Linked DNA regions of Homo sapiens: region 1 is linked to region 2. A link is a loop called in an ENCODE intact Hi-C map of the cell type or tissue named here. Cell type or tissue: IMR-90. All regions are shown on one strand. Each heading gives the region's core, and the rest is flanking DNA. Links, peaks and the distances in the headings are about the cores only.

Region 1 (9,966 bases), core at 651-8,650, 260 kb before region 2:
GCATGGAGCAGAGTGACTCTGCCAAGCCAATCCCATGTCCCACAATTGAACAACGTTTCACTGTCTCATGTCTTACTGACCCACTCATTTGAGGCTGAACTTTTTTGGTACCTTTACCCACTCATTTGGGAGTTCTGCCAATGCCCAGATAGAAGGATGCTTCAGAGCAAATCGGGGTCTGCCTCACTGAGTCTTGCTTTGTGCCTGCTCTGACAGGTAGCAGGACAACACACCCTGTGTTGACCCTCCAGACTGGGCAGGAACCTCAGTCCAGGTCTGCCATTGACCGGCTGTGACCCTCGTGGGCAACACTAACTGACTCAGAGTCTCTTTAGTCTATTCCAGAGTGGGTTCCTTGAATGCCTTGAAGGAACATCACTTACCTACTAAATTATAATAAAAATGTCCTCAAATTAAATATGTCTTCTTCACTAGTGCTTGAAGATGTCTTTTGACCCCCCCAGAGTTAAACATTGGATGCCAATGATATGCTGAAAATTACTAACTTTTGCTTTTCCAGGAGAACCACCATATCTCATCAGATCTAAGATGTCACCAGTTGACTGCAATTCACATTTTGATTTTTAGAAATAAATGTGAAAAAAATGTAGATCTTAGAAACACTGCAATGTGGTAGAATAGTTGGCAAAATAGCAATTTTCTTGTTGGGGGGTGATGAAATGCTTCAGCTACACTGTGTTCAGATTCTCCTGATGTTATCCTGGGACTTATATCATCTGCTTCTTTATGGATCCACTTAATATTTCATTCAATGAATACAGATTTACTGAAAATATTTTCTCAAAATATTAAAAAAAATCTTGGCGCTTTGGTGAACACACGTAGAAAACCTGCCTCCTTAAAGTTCTTGAAATAAAGAAAGTACATATGAGATAGATTCTTTGCTAAGCACTTCTGAGTTACAATGAGTTATTTCTTGATAACCAATGAACAATAGCGACATTATTAAACGTTTGTTCTGCAAAAGGCAGTAAAAAGGACTATGGGGTAAACTCTTTTGACGTAACTTGGTGACCAGATCCTTAGGTTCTTTTGCATATTAGTGGTCTGAGGAGCATGTTAGGAGACTGACAAAAATAGTCTCAATTAAACGCTATTCTCTTCCTTCAAGAAAAGCTTTCTTGCTCAGCAGTATTACTGGACAGCATGGCTTTGGTGCTTAAAGCCTTCCTGTTCTCACTGGAAAATTGGAGTCAGTGTCTTAGGCACCACCATGCTGCGGCACCCTCACGCCTAATGATCACATCAGACTGTACAGGCTTCAACCACTTTAAACAATTTCCTTTGTCTCCCCTTCCTTTTCTGTAAATTTTTTTGTTGTTTCGTTGTTATGGGTAGTGACAGTTTCTGGTTTCTTTCATTTGCCAACGGTTTCCTTTACCACAGCCTCTATTCCTCCTGCTGGAAGCCTGGCACCATTGGAAGCTGGAATAAAAACCACAACTGAATAGCCTGGCACTTACTTTAACAGTCATTTCCAACCACAGATTAATACTGTTACTGGATTTGACTAACGGCTCTCAATCAGCCCAACTGTCATCACTTGAGAACATGCTAGCCAGTGAAAGCCAAAAAGGAAAATATAAGCAAATTCAAATTATGGTATAATTTTTCTGATTGCTCATCTTTTGAATCCAAGGGTATCTATCTCTCTAAATATCTTCTTCTGGGTTCTCCTTAATAATATGTTTAATGTATATATAGATCAGGAGATAATACACCACCTGGCTGCAACTAGTGGGGAGGCTGAAGTCAGGAGGGAAGGGTTGCCACAGGCACTGGCTAGCACAAGAGAGCACGCCGCTCAGCTGCCCATGGAACGTATATGTATCCTGCACCTTGCTCTGCCCACCTTTGGCAACGGCACTGGAAACAGCTGGTGTTAAGTGTGCTAAGTAGCCAGCATCAAAGTGCAAATGGAAGGGGGCCCTCATGGAGGTTCTGTGTTGATAACAGTGATGTTCAATGCTAGCCTATCATAAACAGGAACCAGGTTTTTCTCTTTATCATTTACTTTGACATAGTAGACTTCAGGTCCAGTGCAGCTGATAGGATTTTTCAATAGATACAAAAGAAGGATGGTATAGCACATTATACGGTATATGACTGGCTTAATGAAAATAAGAGTCTATCCCAACTTGGAGCTTCCCGTATCAACAAAAACTCCATTTTCTATGACTGAAGGCTTTGACAACTCTTACTAATCCCAGCTTTTGGTCCTGACAGAATCTAACCTACAGATACAGGGAAAAGAATTTGGATGACTATTACTTTCTGACTGACGACTTCTGGGTCTACTCTGGGTATTTCACACACATTTAATCCCAATCTTCCTCCTTAAAAATGTATTGAATGACATTCATTTAATACACCCCTGGAGGGAAAATAAAGTAGAAAAATCTTTCTGGAGGGCAATTTGGCTCCACGTATCAAAGGGCTCAGGGTTTTGAATATGCTTTGTATCACTATTCCACTTCCGGGAGTTAGTCCTAAAGGAATAATCATGAGAATGAAAAAAACTTTACTTACACCAATGTGCATCACAGCTTTCCTTAAAGTCTTGCAAATTTCATTCACTCAACCAATATTTACTACATGCCTACTATGTACCAGGGAATATTTAAATACAAATAAATAAGATCCAGATATATTTTTATATAAGAAAAGCAGATTACAAAAAAGCATGATCTAATTTTACAAGAAAATTAAAATGTTATAATGCATAGGAAAAACAGTTGAAAGATAACTATTAAACCATTAGTAATGGTCATCTCTTGGTCACTGGTTTATGGTTTATTTTTCTTTCCTCTTTCTTTTCCTATTTTTATTTTTAAAGTAAGTATCTTGTAAAGAGCCATTTTGACACTACGTAAATCTCTTGATGAAATTTCCACTCAGTAGTTTTAGCATCATCCATTGATGATTTTCTAACTCCATCATTCACTCTGTTATTATTGATTGTCAGTCTACTGTAAGACAAAGCTCTCTTTTCTCCCACTTTATTTATATCAGCATGGACTCATGGATTTTAATTTTATTCAGGAGGTTATAATCCTTTACTATAATTATGTATTTTGATGCCCAAATTGTTTTATATTTGTCCAGTGGCTCCTTCAAGCTAAATTCTGTGCCTTTCTGGTATGTTCCCATATTTTTTGAGCATTTTCTTACTTTCTGGTATAACAAGATACTATAGACTTATACTCTTTACTCGTATTTTAAAAGCTCTACAACAACCATGTATATTTTTGTTAAATGAAAGAACATAATACATACTATTTAAAAAATAATCTTACATAAGATGCATACATTATACAGATTTTTATAAGATTTTTAAAAAACAGTCCAGATTGCTGATCCTACATGGTTCAGGAATATTAGAACAAATGGGCCTTCTGAGCTCCACCTGAGATGGGAGAGGATAGCACCTGTCTTACAAACCAATATGAAAGGAAATTATGTCTAGTGAGATCATTAAATGCATAAGTCATTGCTCTTTACTTGACTAAAACCAGTGAGCCGGCCACACAGCCTTAGATAAGAAAGGTAACAGTTAAAGTACATTCTGTTCGATTAATTAATGTCTCACAGCCAAATGTCTCTGTCTTGCCCCTTAGAAAACTGCATAGAAGAATGGTGAGACACCATCATTTTCATCTGAGTGACTGAGTTTCTTCCTGCTGACTGTTTGGAGTTCCCCTGTGAGCTGGCGTAAGGTACTTCTTCCTGTGGCTCAGAGTAAGACTCTGAGAGCCTTGGGGACTGCCCTCTGGATTCTGTGAGGAACTATGGAAAACAAGGGAAGACCAAGTAGGAGCCCCCAACTCCTCCTTGTGGAGGAGTCAGCTGACCCCACGCCTTGACCCCAGAGCCCTGCATAGTTTCTTTAATCTTATTAGATGGGTTTCCTTAAACTCACTTTCATGCTCAGCCTTTTGCCAGACTCTAGGACCAGCTCTGGCCTTTGTGGTGACTGTGGTGGGATATAGGGGGAGAGATATAAGGAGCACTACAATGATTAGTCATCACTTCACTATTGAGTCATTTGGCCATGCCGCCCAGCCCACTGTGACCTCAGTTCATGCTGTGTACCCCACGCTTGAGGTTCTGTCTAGAATCCCAGTACTCCAGGTCCTTGGACTTTTTTGATTCTGAATTCTTCTAATGTCTTCTGTTACCTCTGAGAAGAAGCCATCCTTTATCCTGTTCTAGAAAAGTGATACACCAAGGTAATTTAACATTATGAACAGGAAGTTCAGTGGCTAAGTTTCACTGAACATGTACAATGCAAAAAGACAAAAGTGAAGTGCTTTATACATACTGTTTAACCTCAGATCAATGCTATGTGGGGGATATATATTAATATCCTCATTTTACAATTGAGGAAACTGAGGTTGAGGGATGGTTAATGATAACTCATCATCATTGAGCTAAGAAGTGATAGAGACAACTAGATGCTCCAAAGCTGGCTCTCATGACCACTTCACTACATCGCATCGTTTGGCTATGACTACGGAACTGCTAGTGGACTTGAGACTCAGGCTGAAAAAAGAATTTTTTTTTTTTTTTTTGAGACAGGGTCTACCTCTGTCACCAAAGCTGGAATACAGTTGTGTGATCACAGCTCAATGCAGCCTTGACCTCCTGAGCTCAGGTGATCCTCCCACTTCAGCCTCCAAGGTAGCTGGGACTATAGGCATGTACCACCACACCTGACTAATTTTTTGTAGAGACAGGGTTTGGCCATGTTGCCCAGGATGGTCTCGAACTCCTGGACTCAAGTGATCTGCTTGCCTTGGCCTCCCAAAGTGTTGGGATTACAGGCTTGAGCCACCACGCCCGGCCAAATCCCGGGTTTTAAAAAATACAAATGAACTAATGGGAATAACACTGGTAAGCCTGATGTTGAGACCAAGTAGTATTCTTCAGTTGGTTCTAAGAAAAGAAAGAGGTGATCCAGAGGAGTCTGTAAGTCCATGAAGAACTTGGAACAGGTTTGCCATTATAGCACGCTTCAGCAGCTCATTCACTCATTCAGCACATTTGGAGTCTGTGATGTGCTTATCACTATGCTGAGTGTAGGGAACACAGAAATAAGACTGACGTGGTCCCTGCCCTTGTGAGGCTTACAGTTTAGGGAGAAAGAAAATCATTAAATAAGTGGTAAGTGTTATGAAGAAAATAAGATATGCTGGTGGAGAATAATAGAAAAAGCCTCTTTAAGGAGGTGACATTTAACCTAAAGGATGAAACAGAGGAGGCAGGCCTGCTGAGGTCTATTCACTTTCTTTTCATCTTTGGTTGTAGCTAGAATTTTTGAGTACTCTTCAAGGGAGCTTTATGACTTGGGTTCTGTTAAACAAGTCAACCACGATTTTTAATCCATGTGCTTTATCACGAATGGTTTCCTTCACCCTGTTCAAAACATCACAAATATGATATAAATGGGACACTTACTATTCAGTCTAAAACTGTTCTCATTTATTTACTTATTAAATACAGAAAAATCCCTTTAGAATCAGGGATAAGAGGAAAGGTCTTTGTGTTTCGCAAAGTTCATCCAAGTGTACTATTTGTTTCTTCCCCATGGAATTGTCATATCAGCTTTAGGAAAGATGATGAAAGAAAAGAAATGGGCCCAGAGGGACCTAAGGAAACCAGGCCAAACTTGCTGTTCACGTGGACCCTTACAGGGAGAATGGAAGGCAAAAGCAGAGAACTGGGTCCAATTTTCTTTCTCAGTGCTATCTGTGCAGTGGTCAGATGTGGCACTCACAACCAAAAGGCTTTTGAAACAGCACTGGTGAGTCCTGACCTACCTTCTTCAAATTTCTGAAAATGATACATTTTATTATCTCATGAGTAGAGATACTGGAGATTACTCTTAAGGCAGGAAGGGGAGACCTAGGGTCCCTTTCTTTGCTATAATTAACTGCATTTTCTCTGGGAGAACAGAAGCTCCCCATGGATATATGGGGTTGGGACAAGTGGCTATTTACAGCTAAGAAGGGAATATTTTTGAGGTTTAGAGAATTCAAATCACGATTACTATCTCATGTTCAAAGACTGAAATAAAAATGGCTGTGTACTCTCTTCATGGAGCAATTTGATGTTCTGAGGCCCTCTACTCCCTGGCTTCTGGAAATCTATTTTTCCCTCCATCACAATATTTCCTTTAACTACTGAATAATTAACCCTAGTGACTAACCTAGTCTCATAGGAAGAAGGCTTGTGAAATCTGCTCCTGATGCATGTAATAAGTGTAGAAGGACACATTAAGTAATGTGTACAGTCTGGGAAGGCCAAAATTCCTTTCCCAAGGCCTGGTCCACCCTGAAAAAGAGGAAGGAAAGCTCATACTTTAATTATTGGAGCAGGTATTCCACTGGTTCACACATTACCAGGACCTTAGAGGTTTCTTCTATCATACAGAAGGAACCTGGATCAGCACACTCGCCTACTCTTCTTTGTCTGCCAGTGGAACTCCACAACAACTGACCGAAGCTGTCACCACCCCAGGCTGCCAATGTGGGCCTCCAGATTGTGAGGCCACAGGGTCAGATATGGGGCCTGGCGCTGCACTGACAGTGCTGCATGTCCAAAGAGGCAAGCAGCCAGGCAGAGCCCTCTCTGTTACAGCTTGGCCACCTGTCTGAGAGGGAAGACAAATCCCATTTCATCGGGTTTGGCATGGAAAGCAAATTGTTCACCCCCACACGCAAAAGCTCTTGAGTGGCAGAAGGAAAAGTACACACCCCAGGTGCGAATATAAAAGCGGGTCTCTTTGGGATGAACCTTCTGGTTAATTTGGTTTGGAGTCTATGGTGTTTTCACTCAGCTCTCATCAGTTTTTAAGCCGTATTACAGCTCCCAGGCTTTTAGGATAATTCTCTTAATGAAGTAATGAAATGCCAAAGAAATGGCATCACAGGGCTTTGCCCTTTCCTGCTTTTTAAAGGCCATCAAAACCATCATTCCCTAACATACCCACACAGGAAAAAAGATGAGGCTTATCTTGTTTTTAAGCTATTGTGTTGCCAGCATTTCCATCGTACAAGAAAGATAAGTAAATGCTTGCAAAATAAAGTCTGACCCAAGCTTCACCTGATATGCAGTTTCTATCTTGCTGAGTGCACATGATAATAAGATTTCCAAGCAGCATTAGAAACCATGGTTCAATCCAGAAGTGTGCTCCTGCAACCCGGGGAGGGGGCTCCTGATGACTTCACAGTGAAGCCACCGTCACAAACAGGATTTCCTAAAGAGGTCTTAGGGTGAGGAAGAAGCTTCATTCTAACTTTGGCTCTGCCATCTGGGCAGCACTGCTGCTCCTCCCCTCCTGTAAACAGGCAGTTAAGAGGGGGCAGGGGCACTCCTTCCTATTGTTCCTCATGGCTCTCACTTCCCTTTCATCTTTGGCAATAGCTGGAATTTATGAGTATGTTGGATGACCTTCCAAGTCTTTCCTTCGGAGTTTATTTACTTCGTGGATACTCCTTAGTAAGGCTCCATCTTTTGGCGGCTCACACCCCGGCTGTATTTGTCCAAAGGTGTGGCTTTATCTCTGTATGGTATTGAATTGAATGGAAAAGGAGTCATAAAGACTGTGTGATTCATATAATCCAACGGTGATTGTGCATACACGACACTATTTCCCAACTTATACCTTCCAGTACAGCCAGGTCTTGCTTTTCTGAGAATGAATGCACTGCTATTTTTGTGGCTTGCCTAATGAAGTTCTTGTTAAATATCCAATCAAACATCTTCAAAATCCAGCTCAGGACTAACTTCAGGAAGCCCCTATTATTCTAGTTCAGGGTAATATCTGACTTTTCTAAGCTCTTAACAGTTTTAAAAATCTGTACCATGTGGCTCAGCACTTACATATGCCTGGTCTGATACTGTTTGCTAATTATTACATGCTAACACATCATGCACATTTTTATTTGCTCATGTAAGTTATAACCTCCTTCAGGCTCAGTCTTCAGGTTTTTGCTATCTTCCACAGTGCCCAGAATGATTGTAAGCACCTGGTAGGTTTTCTTTTTTCTTTTTCTTTTTCTTTTTTTTTTTTGAGATGGAGTCTTGCTGTGTCACCCAGGCCAGAGTGCAGTGGCGCGATCTCGGCTCACTGCAACCTCTCCCTCCCAGGTTCAAGCGATTCTCCTGCCTCAGCCTCCCGAGTAGCTGGGATTACAGGTGCCTGCCATCACATCTGGCAAATTTTTGTGTTTTTAGTAGAGATAGCGTTTCACCATGTTGGCCAGGCTGGTCTTAAACTCCCAATTTCAGGTAATCTGCCCACCTTGGCCTCCCAAAGTGCTAGGATTACAGGCATGAGCCACTGCGCCTGGCCAGCACCTGGTAGGTTTTCAAAGAATATTTGCTCATTCATTAATTGAGAGAAGAATCCCATGGGATTCTTCTGTAAGTTTCATTTCCTTATTATGCAACTGAGTTAAATATATTAAGTGTAAACATTAGAACTACCAAAGGAATAATGCTAGGACCAGTATTGACTTAATATGTTTATACTGTTTTGATTAGTAAAATGACATAAAACCTCTGAATTTAAAATTAAGTGCTTTCTGGGAATATAAAATAAAAAAATGACTAAACTCTACTGAAGAAAAATCTTGAGACTAAGTGACTGAAGAGAAACATGGGAAAACTGTTTTGAAAAAGGCAAGGAGCAAACGATGCATTTGGCCCATTTTATGCCAGAGCTACTCACAGAGTGATGGGCTCTGACCTACAGGCTGCAGTATGTTCATTCATTTATTCATTATTCATTTACTTAGTAGCCACTTTATGCCATGCTCTGTTAGGTACTAGTTATACAGTGGTGAGTAAAATAGAGAGGGTCTGGTTTATAGTTTCATGAGTGATAGGGCAAACAGGTTTTAAGCCAGAAAACACTAAAATAAATATAAGTGCAAACTGTGCTAAGTGCTATGAAGGAAAAAAGTCAAGGTGTTGTGAGAGTGAATACCCGAAGGTACTGATTTTACTCTGGGTCAGGAAAGGTTTCTTTAAGGAAATAACATTTAAGATGAGATTGGAAGAATGACGTGGAGCAGCCAGGAGGTGAGTTGAGGAGGTGAGTGGGCAATGCTCCAGGCAGATGACTCCAGGAATCTCTGCAGGCAGTTTCTTGAAGGGACCGATATAACTGCTGCTTCTGCACAGCAAAGCCAATAAACTTATGGATCCAAATAAGAATACAGGAAATTCATATACTCATTCAACGAATCTTTATTGAATGCTGACTATGTGCTGGATATAGTTCTCTGCCTCTGGGATATCCAAGTAAACAAAGCAAAGATCCTTGCCCTGTGGAGTTTAAGTTCTATAGTAAGAAATAAATGCACCAATATATTTTCATCTAAATATTGCAGGTTTGGCTACAGACCTTGATGTGTGTATAATGAAACTTGAAAGGTCTCAGAGGAAGGAACAGTGGTGTAGTGGACGCAGGGGACAGCTGTTCCCTGTTGGGAGACAATTCTGCATGGGCCCTTTGTATTTCTGCACATCTTGCAAGTAGAGACACTAACTGCATTTGTGCTGGATTAGATTTTCAAGTAAACTGCTTTGGAAGATGATAGTGTCTCCCTCTATAGCATGAGCAGGTTTGTTTGCTCTTAAACATGATAATAGCTTCTGCTGGGGCAAAGGTAAGGCCGACTTAACTGACCATTATAAAAGATTCATGTTGGGGATTCGTTTTTGTAACACAACCCGTGTGTGTGTGTGGGTATGTGTGTGTGTAAGTGTGTTCGTGCGTGCTTGCAGGTGTCATCTGCCCCCCTTCTTATTTTCCTATGGGAATTGGGAATCTGGTGCAAATGCTGATACTGTAGCTACTGCTATTGCTGTGAGTAATAAACTAGGCTTTGTCTCTAACCCAAGAGTCTTGTGTCTTTTGCCAGCATTCATGAAACT
Region 2 (9,966 bases), core at 940-8,939:
GATGATCATGTGAGATGATCATGTTTTGTTCTTTATTGTATTGATATGATGTATTACATTGATTAATTTTTGGTCTGTAAACATTTGTGGGCTGTTATCCATTACAGTGTCTGCTCAACAGTTATACCTTGACAAGTGTGAGATAAATGCTGAGTCCTGGCCATGTTGCTGTCCCTCATTTTTAAAAAAAAACATTTGATATTAAGTATGGTATTTCTAATGGAAGCTTCTATTAAATGTCACACTGTAAAATTCAAAATTTGCCATTTCTCAGTTTCCTAAACTTAATAGAGCTCTTACTAAATTGTCTTTATGAGAAATGTGTCTCTTCCTATTTATCTGAAAGTAGATGAAGAGAATTTTGTATTGCTCCAGCCCTTCAGCCAAAATTAAATCAGAATAGGATGAAATTCTTAAACAACATGAGTGTGTATCTATAATACACCTTTCAAAAGGAACAAGTTCTTACCAAATTATGCTGTTGTTTTTACTGGAGTCTTAGCTTTTATGATTTTAAAAACATCTCTAAGGCTCAAATTCTATCGTTCTTGATTTGAAATCAACCTCTTCTTTTCCTATATCGTTGGAAGGGTTACACAGCTATGGCCCAAAAGCCAAATTTGGCCTGTAGATATGTTTTATTTGTCCGTAGACTTTTGAAAGTTAGGTCAAGCATGTGCTCCTAGCTAGACACCACATTCAATCTTCCTATTGTCTTTTATTATGCATTTAAGCATGGCTTTGGAGTTTGTAATTCTTGAAGTAAACATCTGGTTTTTGGCATTTTTATTTATCTCAATGGAACCATTATCTCTTGGCTTACCCAAATTTGAAATATTGGAATCATGGAATCATTATTAATAATTTTTATGAAGTTTTTTTAATATAAAAATCACTTAAATACAAATAGATTCTCATTATCTAAGATTTAGACAATCAAAAGTACAAAATGCTGAAAGTCCCTTTTCACTTCTGTCTACCACTTTTTTCTCATTTACATGTAATCATTGTCATTAAGTTGGGATGTGTTCTTCCAGCTCACTTTGTAGACTTTTACACACACACACACACACACACACACACACACACACGGGCTATTTTTTTGTATAAAAAATAGGCTTGACAAATATAGTCCAACTTATTAACAATGGTTACTTCTAGATGGGGAAGAAATAGTAGAGAGGAGTGAAGGGGCTTTTCAATCTTTAGCCATTACTACCAATTCTGTATAATCATGACTTACAAACATATTTATATGAAGACTAAGTCAGCAAGACACAAAACCCAGCAGCTATAAATGAGAATATTGATAGATTGACTATGTAAAAATATTATACTGTATCAGTCAGGGTTCAACCAGAGAAGCAGAACCAGCAGGGAGAATAATTATAAATACAAATTCAAATTTAAATACACACACACACACACACACACATACACATATATATAGACAGATATAGATGCAGATAGATAGATACATGTATAGAAAGATAGAGATGTGTGTGTACACATACAGATAGACACACACACACACACACACATATGGATTGGCTTGTGTGATTGTTGGGGCTTACTAAGAAAGTCTGAAATCAGTAGAGAAGGTCTTTAGAAAGGGAATATCATAGTGTGAAACTTCATATTCCTTTGGGAGAAGCCTCGGTCCCACTTTTAAGGCTTTTCAACTGATTTAATCGGGTTTACTCAGATTATTTAAGATAATCTCCCTTATTTAAGGTCACTTGAGTAAGGGCTTTAATTATATCTGCAAACTACCTTCACAAGAAAACTAAGACTAGATGTTTAATTGAATAATTAGATATTGTAGCCTAGCCAAGGTAACACCTCAAAAAAGTCATCATATATACAAATTAAAAATTTACATACAGCAAAAGACACTGTGAACAGAGATAAGCAATATGCAAGTAAAATATCTATACAATATAGGTAATAGACAAAGGATTAATATTCAGAAGTTACTGAGTTCCCCCAAATCAGCAAGAAAGACAAGAATTAGTTGATAGAAAAATGGGCAAAGGATATGCATAGGCAATTTACACACAAATTTTCATAGTCTGATGAAAAAATACAAGAGAATGCTCAAATTCACTACTAATTAGGGAACTGAAATGTAAAGCAATAGCTAATTTTTCCTTATTATTTTAGCAAACATTTAAAATTATGGATAGCATCAAAAGCAGGCAAAAATGCAGATTAATGGGAACTCCTGCTAGGAATCTGTCCTTTCTTACTTTCTTTTTTAATCACTAAGCTCATATGTTTGATTGTTATGGTTGAGTCTCCCAACTAAATTCCGTGATTCTTTCCTCCCTATCTGAGTTCAGCTTGCATAGTACTACTAGATACATCTTAATCCTCTCTCTCTTTTTCCCTTACATACACACAGACAATGCCTTAACATTATTTGTAATAGCCTCAGCCTGGAAACCACTAACTGTCTAACAACTATAGCATGGATAAATAACTTGTGATATATTCATGCAACAGATTATTTATAATAAAGAAATTGACTATGAACTACAAGAATCAGCATGGATGACTCCTCAAAAATACTGTTGGGTAAAGAAGCAAAACAACAAAGAAAACATCAAGCATGATTGTATCTGAACAAAGTTCAAAAACGGCAAAACTAAACTATCTTATTTAGCAATGCATACCTAGGTGGTAAAAACAAAGTAAAACAAAGAAATGGTTATTCCAAATATTTGGGTAGCAATTACCTTATGGTTTGGGAATGGTGGATGCGGAGGGAGAAAGTTGTGATTTGGAAGTTAAACTCAGGAGATTTCGAAGTTAAACTCAGGAGATTTCAAAGTTAAACTCAGGAGATTTCTGGGGTGCTTTCGATCTTAGACTTCTTGACCTTGATGGCAATGACATGTTAAACAGAACATACATGTTTTACGTTTTCACTCTATTTGGTTATAGTTGATAATTTTTTAAATTTAAAAATACCACAAGGGAACTTCCTGAGGTGCTGGTAGCTATTTCTTGACATGAATGGTGATTGCATAACGTGTGATTTAAAAAATTAAATTTACTTAAAATTTCCACACTTTTCTCTTTGTTCTATTTGGCTAAAAAATTGTAAAAATAAAGTAGATAAAAAACCTTTATGAATTACTCCCTCCCTACAGAATAAAGATCAGATCCCTAACCTTTCAAAGTCCTCCATATATTGACTACCACAACCTTTCTAATCCTAACTCCCACTACTGCCTTCATAGAAACCAATAATAATAATGATAGCCCAAAACAAAAGTAAAAAACCCCAAAAAACCCCAACCTTCAAAACTGCAAACAAAATTAAAAAGTCCACAAATACACTAATTTTACTAAATTTCCTTTAACAAAAAACTTGACCTTGCCTCTTTTTATTCTTTATTTGAAGGATTTTGAATTGCCTACCACATGTTTTCCTAAGATGAATCAGAGCAGGATGACATGCTTGTTTAGTCTTTGATGATAATGAATATGTATTTACACGATTGTCAGAAAGAACACATTTCTCCCAAGTTGTTACCTAACTGGTATTGTGTGTTTAAGAATTTTCTTTCTGATTTAAACCAGCTAAAGCCAGTTTTTTAAAGGACATATATATATATATATATATATATATATATATATATATATATATATATATATATATATATATATATGATGTTAGATATTGGTTTGTGCCCAAGAAAACACAGGGAAAACTAAATAACCCAAATCAAGCCCTGAGTATTCATGTGCAGACTATCAGCTTCACACTTAGTCATAGTCAACTTCACACCTAAATGCCATTGAAAAGAAGCAGGGCCAAATGTTCCTGGAAAATGGGACTCTTAGGTTCACAGACGTTTGCTGAAAATACCTGAGCCCCATGCTTTGGGGAGATTTCACTAAGAAGATTGATATGCAGCTTCCAGGGGAAAGAATGAAGGAGGGGCAGGATGTGGTCTTGGTGAATCAGAAGCGGCCCTCCTTCCCCACCCCTCTTCTGAGTCAGCATGCAGCCACATGGCCCCACATGGTGCAGTTCTGGTTCTCGGATGAGCTGTCATATGGGGTCCTCCCTGTCTGCCTTTATTAAAGCACTTGGTGATTTCCAGCAGCCCTATTTGTCATATAAATAGTTTTGTTCTGTCTATAAATTAGTCAAGCAATTCATTTTTGAATCTTTCTGATAGTGACACAGTGACATGAAGTGTTGTTGGGTTTGCTTGTTGTTGGATTTGCTTGCCTCATTTGGTCCTTTAAATGGTAAAGTAACATCACCCGTTTGTAGACAGCCTCGCAAAAATTTGAGCCTTTGGTTTTGGAACCAAGTCAGCTGGGTTCAAATTCCCACTTGCCACCTTCCAAACCTGGGATTTTTTAAGTGCATATATTCCTTTTTGCCTTAGGGCATGAAACATGTGCTCAGCACTTGGTTGCTGCAGTGGGAACTGAGAGTCATTCTTGCTGGTCGTGCTGGTGGCAGAAGTTATGGCAAGCTCCCACAGAGCAGTGGCAGACTTGCCAGTGCCCGTGTCTGGGCTCCAGGTCTGGCAGTGTGGCAGAGTGGGCCACACTCACCAGTGCTGGGCAATAAGACAGTGTTTTCACATTGGACCAGCTCCATTACTTGATCTGGGGTATTGTTCATGGCTACAGAGTCCTCACATTGGCAGTCCTGGCAACTCTGGGAGTTCTGCAATGCCCTTTTAAGCACATTCCCTTTTGCTTAAACGAAAGTTGGTCTCTTTTAATTGTAATGAAAGATATTGACTGATATAGTGACCTTGTGAAAATTTACTTTCTCATCTATAGAGTAGCTTAATAATAGCCATCTCTAAGGGTTATTGGGAGATTTCAATATATTAATGCATGATTTGCATTAATCCACACTAACTATTTAGTCCACACTATTATCCACCCTAACTATATTCATCCACAATAACTATTTAGTCAGTGTGGTGTCTGGCACTAAAATATTAGTTATTAATTATTAATAATGTGCTGGGCACAGGAAGAGCATTGGACTGTCTGTAATGAGAGTGCGTCTTTTTATCAGGAGGGCCTCACTGTTTTAGGGTTAGGAATGATAGGATTAAAAGTAATTTGGGAATTTTTATGACTCATGACTTTATGGTTGGTTGATTTAGGCAACGATATAGCTTTTGTTTCACTTATTAAATTTAAATTTAATTTATGGACTTGTAAGGGCATAAATTTAATTTTACAGCTTGATTTTGACACAAAGCAAGATACTGAACATTAACACCACCACAGAGGCCTACTATGTGCTCCTGTCCCTGTTGTTACTTCCTCCAAAGGTAACCACGGCACAGATTCCTATTACTATAAATTAATGTTGCCTGTTTTTGAATTTTATTTGAATGAGATTACATAGTATATACTCTTTTGTTGCTAAATGTTATACCTTTGAGGTTCATTAATGTTTTTATAGATAGATATAGTTTTCTTCATTGCTAAATTGTATTCCATTATACATATATACTACAATTTATCTATTCTATTGTTAATGGGTAATATAGTTTGGCTCTGTGTCCCTACCAAAATCTCATGTCAAATTGTATCCCCAGTGTTGGAGGAGGGGCCTTGTGGAAGGTGATTGAATCACGGGGACGGACTTTCCTGTTGCTGCTCTTGTGATGGATTTCTCACAAGATCTGGTTGTTTGAAAGTGTGTAGCACCTGCCACTTCACTCCCTCTCTCTCCTCCTGGCCATGTGAAGACTGTGCCTGCTTCCTCTTTGTCTTCCACCATGATTGTAAGTTTCCTGAGGTCTCCCCAGGAGCAGAAGCCTATACATCCTGCAGAACTGCAAGCTAATTAAATCTGTTTTCTTTATAAATTACCCAGTCCCAGGTATGTCTTTGTAGCAGTGTGAGAATGGACTAATACAATGGGCATTTGGGTTGCTTCTAGTTTGGTGCTATGGAGAATAATGTGCTAGGAATATTCTCATTCTCATAACTATCATTTTGTGCACATATGTATGCATTTCATTTAATTTTATACCTGCAGATTGAATTTCTGAATCATACGGTGCACATATGCTCAGCTTTACTGGTAACAAAATTTCCAAAGTAGTTTTTACCAATTTACACCCTCAAAGCATCCTATGAGTTTCTGTTGCTCTATATCCTCATCAATACTTGGTATTGTCAATCTTTTTAATTTTAGCCATTCTACGGTGTGTGTAGAGATAGCCTATGTTGTTTTCAATTTGCATTTTCTGGATAACTAGTAATGTTGAGTACCTATTCATGTTCATCGGTCATTTGGATATCTCTTGTAAAAAGCTGTTCAAGTTTTTTTCCCATTTAGAAAAAAATTGAGCCTGTGTTTTTTATAAATTTATAAGAGATACTTACATAGTCTAGATATGAATTGTTTGTGTGATTTAAATATGTCAGATATCTTCTTCCACTTTGCATCTTGCCTTTTCACTCTCTTAATGGTGTCTTTTGATGAGTAGAAGCTTTAAATTTTAATAAGTCCAAATGATCAACAATTTTATTATGTTAGTGCATTTTATTTTAATTAATAGACTTTATTTTTAATGCAATTTTAGTTTTACAGAAAAATTGAGCCAAAGAACAGAGATTCCCATACACTCCCTGCTCTTCCAGTTTCCCTATTAATTTATGTCTTGCATTGATATGATACATTTGTTACAGTTGATGAACTGATATTGATACATTGTTATTAACATAAAGTCCATCTCATATGTTTATAAATATCCTATTGCTTCTGTTTGTCTGGAAAGCCCTGATTAATACACCTTGGCAACCACTAATCTTTTTACTGTCTCTATAGTTTTGTCTTTTCCAAAATGACATTTGTTGGAGATATACATATGTAGCCTTTCAAACTGGCGTCTTTCACTTGGCAATATGCATTGAAGGTTCCTCTATATCTGTTTGTGGGTCATTTTTTTCTTATTGCTTAATAGTATTAATATTACATTGTAGGGATGTACCACAGTTTGCTAATTTCATTTATCTATTGAAAGACATCTTGGTTGCATTCAATTTTAGGCAATTATTAATAAAGTTCCTGCAAACATTCATGTCAAATTTTTGTGTGGACATAAGTTTTTAAGTCATTTGGGCAAATACATAGGAGTATGATTGCTGGATCATAAGGCGAGACAAGGTTTAGCATTGTCATAAAATTCCATTTGTCTTCCAAAGTGGCTGTACTATTTTACAATCCTACCAGCAACGAATAAGAGTTCTGGATGGATGTGTGTGCGTGTGTGTGTGTGTGTGTGTGTGTGTGTGTGTGTATTCTATATATGTATATATGTATATGTGTGTCTGTGTGTGTATATACGTGTGTGTATGTAAAACTTGACCCCTACTTCACATCAGATATAAAAATCAATTTCAGAAGGATTGAAAGATAAATCAATACAAGTTCTAGAATATAACATAAGAGAAGATTCTGTTTTTAATTTCCTTTAAAGCATTAACTTAAGAGAGTAAAAAAAAACAAGTCACAGACTGAGGGGAAATATTTGTAAAACACGTACCAGATAAAGGTCTTGAATCCAAAATATACAAAGACATCTTAAAACTCAACAGTAAGAAAACAAACAACCCAATTATAAAGTGGGCAAAAGACCTGAACGAACACCTCACCAAAGAAGATATACAGACAGCAAATGGCATATCAACATATGTCCAACATCATATGCCGTTAGAGAATTTCAAATTACAACAAGATAATACCACACATCTATTAGAATCATTAAAATCCAAAACACTGAAATACCAAATGCTGATGAGAATGTGGAACAATCAATCCAGCATAATTTATTTAAAAGACCATCCTTTTTCCACTCCATCATAGTAACAGTGTTGTTGAAAATCAGGTAACTGTATACAAGGACTATTTCTGGACTCAATTCTATCCTCTTGGTCTGTTTATTTTTCCTGGTGCCAATATCACTCTTTTGGTTACTGTAGCTTTAAAATAAACTTTGATAGCTGTAAGCTAATCTTCTTCACAATTCTCTTGGCTATTTTTGATCCTTTGCATTTCCATATAAAGCTTAGAAACAGTTTGCCAATTTCCACACACACAGACAGATACACAGAAAACATCCTGAGAACTTGATTGTAAATGTTTTGAATCTATAGATCAGTGTTATCAAACCTTTTGGTCTTGCGACCCCTTTACAATCTTAAAAAGTATTGAGAACTCTAAAGAGCTTTTCTTTATGTGGGTTATATCTATTAATTGTTACCACAATGAAATGGAAAACTGAGAAAATTTAAACATACTTACTAAATAATTTAAAAATAACAATAAACCCATTACATGTTAAAATACATAAATAAGTGAAAACAGCTATATTTTCTAAAACAAAAAATATTAAGTGAGAAAAAGAACCTTGCTTTATGTTTTTACAATTTTTTTTTTGGATGGAGTTTTTCTCTTGTTGCCCAGGCTGGAGTGCAGTGGCGCAATCTCGGCTCACTGCAACCTCCACCTCCCAGGTTCAAGCAATTCTCCTGACTCAGCCTCCCAAGTAGCTGGGATTACAGGCATGTGCCACCATGCCTGGCTTGTTTTTACAATTTTTTTAAAATGCCCAGTTTAATGGAAACCAGTGGGATTCTCTTATTGCTTCTGTCTTTAATCCATTGTGATATGTTGTTTTGATTGCAGTACATAAAGAAAATCTGGGCTCAGGTATATGTAATTAAAAAGGGAAATGTTTTAGTAGTCTTTTTCAGAAAATGGTGAATATTCTTCTTTGATACTACAATGAAACACAAAAAGTGGTAGTTTCTTAAATTTTAATTGTAGTGTTTGGTACTTTAAAAATGGGTTTTAATTCCCTGGTGAATTTTTAAAATCTTCTTATTTATGTTTTTTCAAAATATCAGTTACAGTTATTTTAGAGTCAGTGTCTTATAACTCCAATGTCTGTATCACCTATGGTTCTGTTTTTCATTGTCTATTTTTTCTCTTTATTTTTGTTTGTTTGGCCCCGTTTCCTAGTATACTTAGTAAGTTTTTACTGATTACAAGAAATTTATTGAAAAAATTAGTCTCTGAATGATGTAAGCTTTTCCAGAAAAGATTTAGTTTTTTTCTCCTGGAGGGCAGATAGAGTACATGCAGAACACTTTAATCTGGTTAAGCCTTTTCTATTTCTGCATTATTCTTACTCCTAGGGTATATCCCTTTCAGGGCCGTAATTGAAAGCCTGAAGTGTTTACTAGTGCCTCTTTTACTTGGTGGTTCCTGAATTCCAATTTTTGTTTCCTTGGTACCATGAGATTGCCTAAATATCTGCTTAGCTTTTTAGCTTCTTAGCAGCTGCTTTCTGTCTAGTTGCTGCCATCTTGCCCCATATGTGCTCATCTTAGAAATCAGGAAATGCTTCATAGGAAAATTTGCATGCAGAATGTTGGGCTTACTTCTCTCTGTAACTCCCTTTTCTTCTGGATCTGGATCCTTATAGTCTGGGCTTTCATTTCTCTTGTATGTGCAGCAAATACATTAAAAGTAAGAATAAAGTTTATTACAGAAATCAAATATGTCTTAATATTAGGAAATGTATTAATATGGTTCATCAAAATGTTTTAAAAATCAACAATCCTTTTTAATTGTAAATGTTTTTCTTAGTAAACTATAGCTTGATGACTGCTTTATCAACAGGACTTAAAAAAATCTAGTTATCTATCCAAGGGATTGGCAAATATGGCATATGGGTAAGTCGCATGTTTTTGTAAATAAAGTTTTATTGGAACACTGACATGACAATTTATTTATGACATCTGTGGCTACATCTATGCTACAATGGCAGAGCTGAGTAGTTGTAACAGAGGTTGGGTCATGGCCTAAATCCTAAAATATTTACTCTTTGACCCTTTAAGCAGATGTTTGCCAATCCTTTATCTATCTTATCTTAGGCAGTTTCCTCATCTGTAAAC

Evidence for each region. Hi-C counts contacts between places; a loop is a spot of excess contacts. Peaks named below come from ENCODE experiments on the same cell type or tissue, not always from the same donor. Only the 100,000 strongest peaks of a DNase experiment are listed, where the experiment ranks them.
Region 1: it touches region 2 in a loop (2.0-fold over the local background); 2 of 110 quality-filtered maps call a loop at or near these places.

What each region holds. Positions count from the first base shown.
Region 1 is chr7:92,638,321-92,648,286 of GRCh38, forward strand. All of the region lies in intron 5 of CDK6 (cyclin dependent kinase 6), which reads right to left. LOC112268009 (a long non-coding RNA gene) reads right to left here. Exons shown (of 2, transcript XR_002956577.2): 1 at 3,941-9,966; 2 at 1-3,807. Among named protein-coding and RNA genes, the nearest start is that of FAM133B, 53 kb to the left of the region's middle. RefSeq lists an enhancer at 3,771-3,820. In IMR-90, for the core only: no CTCF peak of the experiment used is centred there; DNase peaks (open chromatin) are centred at 3,721 and 4,031; H3K27ac peaks cover 291 bases.
Region 2 is chr7:92,900,500-92,910,465 of GRCh38, forward strand. All of the region lies in intron 1 of CDK6-AS1 (CDK6 antisense RNA 1), which reads left to right. Among named protein-coding and RNA genes, the nearest start is that of CDK6, 69 kb to the left of the region's middle. In IMR-90, for the core only: no CTCF peak of the experiment used is centred there; a DNase peak (open chromatin) is centred at 3,992; H3K27ac peaks cover 340 bases.